Linked DNA regions of Homo sapiens: region 2 is linked to region 1. A link is a loop called in an ENCODE intact Hi-C map of the cell type or tissue named here. Cell type or tissue: K562. All regions are shown on one strand. Each heading gives the region's core, and the rest is flanking DNA. Links, peaks and the distances in the headings are about the cores only. Region 1 holds the start of IGLL5 (immunoglobulin lambda like polypeptide 5). Region 2 has its middle 86 kb from the start of ZNF280B.

Evidence for each region. A loop is a pair of places that touch in the nucleus more often than their neighbours do. Peaks named below come from ENCODE experiments on the same cell type or tissue, not always from the same donor. Only the 100,000 strongest peaks of a DNase experiment are listed, where the experiment ranks them.
Region 2: a loop joins it to region 1, with 2.6 times the contacts of the local background. A loop is called at or near these places in 2 of 110 quality-filtered maps.

Annotation. Positions count from the first base shown.
Region 1 is chr22:22,887,137-22,890,048 of GRCh38, forward strand. IGLL5 (immunoglobulin lambda like polypeptide 5) reads left to right here and starts at 680. Exons shown (of 3, transcript NM_001178126.2): 1 at 680-1,123. The coding sequence starts at 918. It also overlaps IGL. In K562, for the core only: a CTCF peak has its summit at 1,839; DNase peaks (open chromatin) are centred at 1,735 and 2,076; H3K27me3 peaks cover 1,868 bases.
Region 2 is chr22:22,421,146-22,424,057 of GRCh38, forward strand. It overlaps IGL and the pseudogene ASH2LP1. Among named protein-coding and RNA genes, the nearest start is that of ZNF280B, 86 kb to the right of the region's middle. In K562, for the core only: a CTCF peak has its summit at 1,671 (motif pointing right); DNase peaks (open chromatin) are centred at 1,232, 1,676 and 2,628.

The DNA of each region.
Region 1 (2,912 bases), core at 413-2,912:
TCCCTACTTAAGGAATGATATTGGACCCTGCATTCATCTTCTCTGGATGGTAATTTTCTCACCTGTAAAACAGAGACACTGGCCCCAAGGACACCCCACAAGTAGTTGTGAATCCCAAAGTAAGAGAAGAACAAAAAAAGAACCAGAATTTATTCAACACCCACTGAGTGCTTAGCAAACACATGGTTTCTTTAACTCTCATAAGCTTCATGCTGCAGAGGAACTCTCCCCATTTTACAGATAAGGAAACTGAGGCCCAGAGGTAACCTAGGTCTAGATAGACTCCACATTTATGACTTCACCACTCTTCCTTGCCTGAAGGATATAGAATCACTCCCTGCAGGGCTCTTGCCTGACTCAGGAAAGGGCCACAGGATAGCCAGCCAGGCTTAACCAACCCAGCCAAGAAAGGGCTGGTCCCAACTGGCTGGAGTGCAGTGTACAGGCACCCAGCCTGGAAGACTGATCAGAAAAGAAGCCACAGCTCCAGCCCCAGCCCCAACCCCCTGAGCTCAAGCCCTTGGGGACTCCTGCTGGGCAGCTCTCTAGGCCCTAGGGAGATGCTCCACAGACCCAGGCTGCCCTTTGGGAAGTGGGGAAGACAAGTGGGTCAGGTGTGCACCACCCAGGGGCGGGGCCAGGCAGCCGGCTGTGGTGGGAGGCAGTTGAGCCCTGGATTGTGACCGCTTCAGGGCAGTTGGTAGATGCCCCTCTGGGAGAGATCCCCAGGGGTGACAGCCATGGACCCTGGAAGGGCCTGGGCTAGGGACAGGGACCAGAGCCAGTCCAGGGAGAGGACAGAGCCAATGGACTGGGGTGTACTGTAACAGCCCTGCTGGCGAGAGGGACCAGGGCACCGTCCTCCAGGGAGCCCATGCTGCAAGTCGGGCCAGAGGTGCCCCTGAACCTGAAGGCCAATGAGACCCAAGACAGGCCAAGTGGGTTGTGAGACCCCTGAGGAGCTGGGCCCTGGTCCCAGGCAGCGCTGGCCCCTGCTGCTGCTGGGTCTGGCCATGGTCGCCCATGGCCTGCTGCGCCCAATGGTTGCACCGCAAAGCGGGGACCCAGACCCTGGAGCCTCAGTTGGAAGCAGCCGATCCAGCCTGCGGAGCCTGTGGGGCAGGTAAGGGGCAAGAGATTCCAGGGGATGTGGGGGTCCTGCAGCAGAGCTGGGAAAGGGTGACCAAGGGGAGACAAGCCAGAGGAGTGAGGAGGAAGGTTAACCCCTAAGAGGGGCCTGGGCTGACACTGGCTTTAGTAATGGGTTGATATTTTGTCCATCACAGATTTGTTTGAATTACTGTTTTTAATATCATATTACGATATTATTTTTCTTGATTTCTGAGTTTTCTGGCGCCACTTAAATTTTCACCAGGGTCAGTGCCTCAATCACCTAGTCCTAGTCCTCTGGGTAGGGAAGGAACAGAGGCAGGGACAGGACATCCACAGGGGGTGGTGGCCACTGTCCCCACAGGGTGCCCAGGCCTGTTCCTCCCCCTCCTCCTCTCTGCCCATGTGCCTCCTGCCCAGTGAGGGCAGGGGCCACTCCCTGGAGAAGGCAGCAAGGGCTTGGTTTGGTCTCCCCCAAGGCTGTCTGTTCACCAACTTGCACATAAATGCTTACTGGGGCCAGGCTCAAGGACACAGGGAGGGTGGGATGAACCGAGGGGAGCTGTCCAGTCATTGGAACAGGCCCACGGCCCATGTTTGGAGCAATAAAGGGAGAGGGGATCTCCCTCTGGGATGATGCCCAGGCTGGTCTCACAGATCGAGGGGCACTGGCTGGTGATGGGTGCCCCCAAAAGACAGAGCAGCGTCAGAGGAGAGGAGAGCACAGGATGAGGCTGGGAGCTCCTGGGTGACTGGGAAGGGGAGGCAAGAAGACCATAGGGTCCGTGCACCATTCCCAGTCCAGGACGAGTCCTTGGATGGATTTAGGTAGATTGATTATCAGAGTCAGATTTGTGTTTTTGGAAAAATCAGCACCGGATTGGAGGCTGATGCGACGCCCGATTAGAGGAGGGAGGAGAGGGGGTGATGGCCAAGTCCAGGGTAGGTGGGGATCCTGGAGGAAGCCGTGCCTTGGGGATGGGGAGGACACTCAGATTCAGAGCACCCAGGGGCCCAGTTTCCTATGAAATGGGAGCATGAAGTTGAAGTGAGGGCTGAGCAGAGGGGAGCAGACACGCTCGGGGACTGTCTATGGGCATTAAAAATGTATAACCATTTTAGCAACAGGCGGCGAGTCAAAAAACAAAGTGTGTTTATCTAAACTGGGCAATTCCACTTCTAGGAATTTATCCTAAGGGTTGGTTGGGGGAATAATCAAAGCTGTAACCAAATCTTTATAACAAGGGTGGTTAGCTCAGCATTATTAGTGATGGGAGAAAACTGGAAAAAATCCAAATATCTACCAGAAAGGGTGTGAAAAAACACAATTGTATTTGGGGGACTGTTGTTGTTTTTGTTTTGAAACAGTCTTGATCTGTTGCTCAGGCTGGAGTACAGTGGCGTGGCCACAGCTCACTGCAGCCTCAACCTCCAGGGCTCAAAAGATCCTCCAGCCTCAGCCTCCTGAGTAGCTAGGACTACAGATGCAGGCCACTACACCTGGCTAATTTTGATTAGGATTATTATTAGTTTAGAGACAGAGCCTCGCTATATTGCTCAGGCCTGTCTCAAATTCCTAAGCTCAAGCAATCTTTCTGCCTCAGTTTCCCACGTGCTGGAATTACAGGCGTGAGCCACTGCACCTGACCCAACTGTGTTTTTAAAGTATATATGCATTTTCAAAAACCTGTCAGAAAATATAGAAAAATGTCAATGGTGTGTCTGGCTGGCTGATGGGATTTCACCTAATTTTAATGTGGCTTTATAATTTTCTGGTTTTGTGAAGTTGTTCACAAAAAGAG
Region 2 (2,912 bases), core at 191-2,690, 470 kb before region 1:
TGGGTGGTTTTCATTAACTTTGGACTGTGCTTTAATTTCCTAAAAATGATGTCACTTACTGCCCTGAGTGACATGGGATGGGATGCTGTGGTAGAGCACACTCTGGCTGATGTCTTGTACCTGCTGGAGACAGAAAAGGATGGGAGACACAGTCCTCCACAGGAAATCTCAAATGGGTCCCTCTTTCTTTTCAGATATGGACTTTCTGGGGAGTAATACTGTAGGGCTTTTCTTGTTGTTGCCTTTAACTGTCTCAAATGTTCTCCCAAAGATGCTACTGAACACAGCCTCTCCTTTGAGCAAGTTAAAAGTCTGGGTACGACTGCGAGAGGCTCCTGCCTGCCAACACTCTTTCTCCACTTTCAGTGACTGCTCTTCTTCTGAGGGCCGTAAACCAACAACTGCTCATCCCAAGATCCACTAAGCCCTCTGGGAAATTGGTGCTGTACTGCATACCCTGCCTGCTGGGACTTGTTACATTGATGTATTTTCTAAGGAGTGAATAATCTTGTCCAAGTAACTAACTTATTTAAAGACATTTTCTTCGGTGGGCACTGACTCCATGGCACCCGTTTTCCAAGGAGTTGGTGAGCTTGTTTCTGAGAATGCCAGAAATCAATGTACATTCCAAATCATTCTAAAAGTGATTTCTTTTTGGTGTGGGTTTGGTTTTGTTATTAATTTTGAAATATATCTTTGAATACTGAGATCTCTGAAACTACTAGATCTCTAGAAGTGTAATTGGGAAAGAAGGTTGCTTGCAGCTTTAACAAAATGAGAAACTCTTCCCAAATACAACCTGTTTTGAAGTTAAAAAAAAATGTGACATTAGAACCTGCAAAATCTAAGAGTTTCCAACAGCAGTCTCAATTCTGATGCTAACTGTAAGCTAGGGACTCCCCCAACAACGCTTCACTTCTTATGATTCCCAAGAAGGACTCACATCACTCACTGAAACTTGTGACGTTTGTTGATATGATTTTTTACAACAAAAGAATGCAGATTAAAATAATTCAAGGAAGGAGGTACATGGGCAGAGTTCAGGAGAATTCCAAGCACAGGCATTCAGTTGTCCTCTCCCAGTAAAGTAATAGACAATGCTGCATTCTCCTGGCAGCAATGTGTGATTCTGTGCATGAATTATTGCCAACCAGGAAAGCTCGCTGAAGCTTGGTGTCCAGGCAGGTTTTTTTGGGGGTGTGAGTTGGGGATGGGGTTGCTTATGTAGACCTTGTTGATCATCCTTATGGCTGACTCCGACTTGAATTTCCACTGAATTGACAATAAAACTTCAACCTTAAATATTTGGTTATTTTCTTTTTAATAAATTCTCTAAAATAAATTATTTTGAAAATGCTCGCTTTAGCTAGCTGTTTATCCAATATGAGACTCAACATAAATAGTTTCAAAAAGCCAGTGGGTCATTAAAACAATTCCTTTAGTCATCCAAAACATTCAGATAAAAATTAACACCATGTAACACTAAAATCGAATTATAGTCACTGGGGCTGGATTTCAACAACAGGAAGAGAAAGTAGTACAAATAGGGATGAGCAAAAAATAGACAAGTAATGGATGTGAATTGGCCTAGGAAATTTACAGTGGCAATGTCAAAAAGGTAAATCAATAGTTATTTGACAATACATGCTCAGTCCAGGAAAGCCACCAGGGGGCGGTCTGGGTCGTCTGCATCATAAGAAGCTCAAGGAGTTCAAACTGAATGAACCCTGCACAGTTGCTCACTGGGTCGTGTAAAATGTTAGAGCAGCTGCTTCCTCCCGCAACACACGGCCACTCTGGGCAGTCCCCTCACAGTGTGGCTGCTCTCAGGGCTGAGAACCTGGGTGGTGCTAAAGGTGGTGAATGTGGTAAAGATTTGCATAAAGCACCACACAACACACCTCCTCCACACAGGGATCTCAGTAGCATCTTCAAAGGATGGGCTTTCTGAGCTAAGAGCAATAAGAAGAAACTTTCTAAACTTACTAAAATTTATTTATTGAGTTATGTTCAAAGCAATACATGCCTATTACATAAAATCAGAAAGTATTTAAAATCACCGAGTCCTCGGCAAAGGTTCTTTATTCCAAGCAATCAATATGACTATTTTTTTTTATTTGGATGCATTCTTTCATTTTTGTTCTCAGTATTTCCACAATGGTGATCAAGCCTTGTGCTTTTTCATCTGCTTTTATACCCCTTTATGATCTAGTCATTTCAGGTTAATGTAAGTAGTGTTCCATTTCTTAAAAGGGATAAAATATTTAAATAGTTGCTAATTTTATTTTTATTTGAATACCAATGAAATATTATCATTTTTAGATAATTCTTATTGTTTGCTACTCAAACGAAGATATGATATTATCTTATTATTAAAACACTCCTGGTAACTTCTGTGGATTTTGTGAGGTCAGAAAAAAAATGCCTGAAATTTTCAGTGGAAAGCCTTGAGTACATTACACCTGACTTCACAATGCAGTAAATAGAGAAACAAGAGTTTCCGATTCATGTAAGAAGGAGCATAACAGATTAAGGTATGAGGAATAATTTATATCCAAAACTACACCAGTGTCTCCAGGCATGTGTTAGAACAGTACCCCCCAAATTCTGTTGTGCATATGCATCTTCTGGGGATTTTACAAAATGCAGATTCTGATTCAGTGGCTCTGGAGTGAGGACACAGTCTCTGCATTTCTAGAAAGTTCCTACCACACAAAATCCACATATATGTTTGAACAATAACAAGGCCAGCCAGGAGAAGAGGCTCAGGTGTGTAATCCTAGCACTTTGGGAGTTTGAGGCAAAAGAATTACTTGAGGCCAGGAGTTTGAGACCAGCCAGGGTAACGTCACAAGATCTTTTCTCTACAAAACATGTTTTTAAATAATAAAAAATGAATTAGCCAGGCGTAG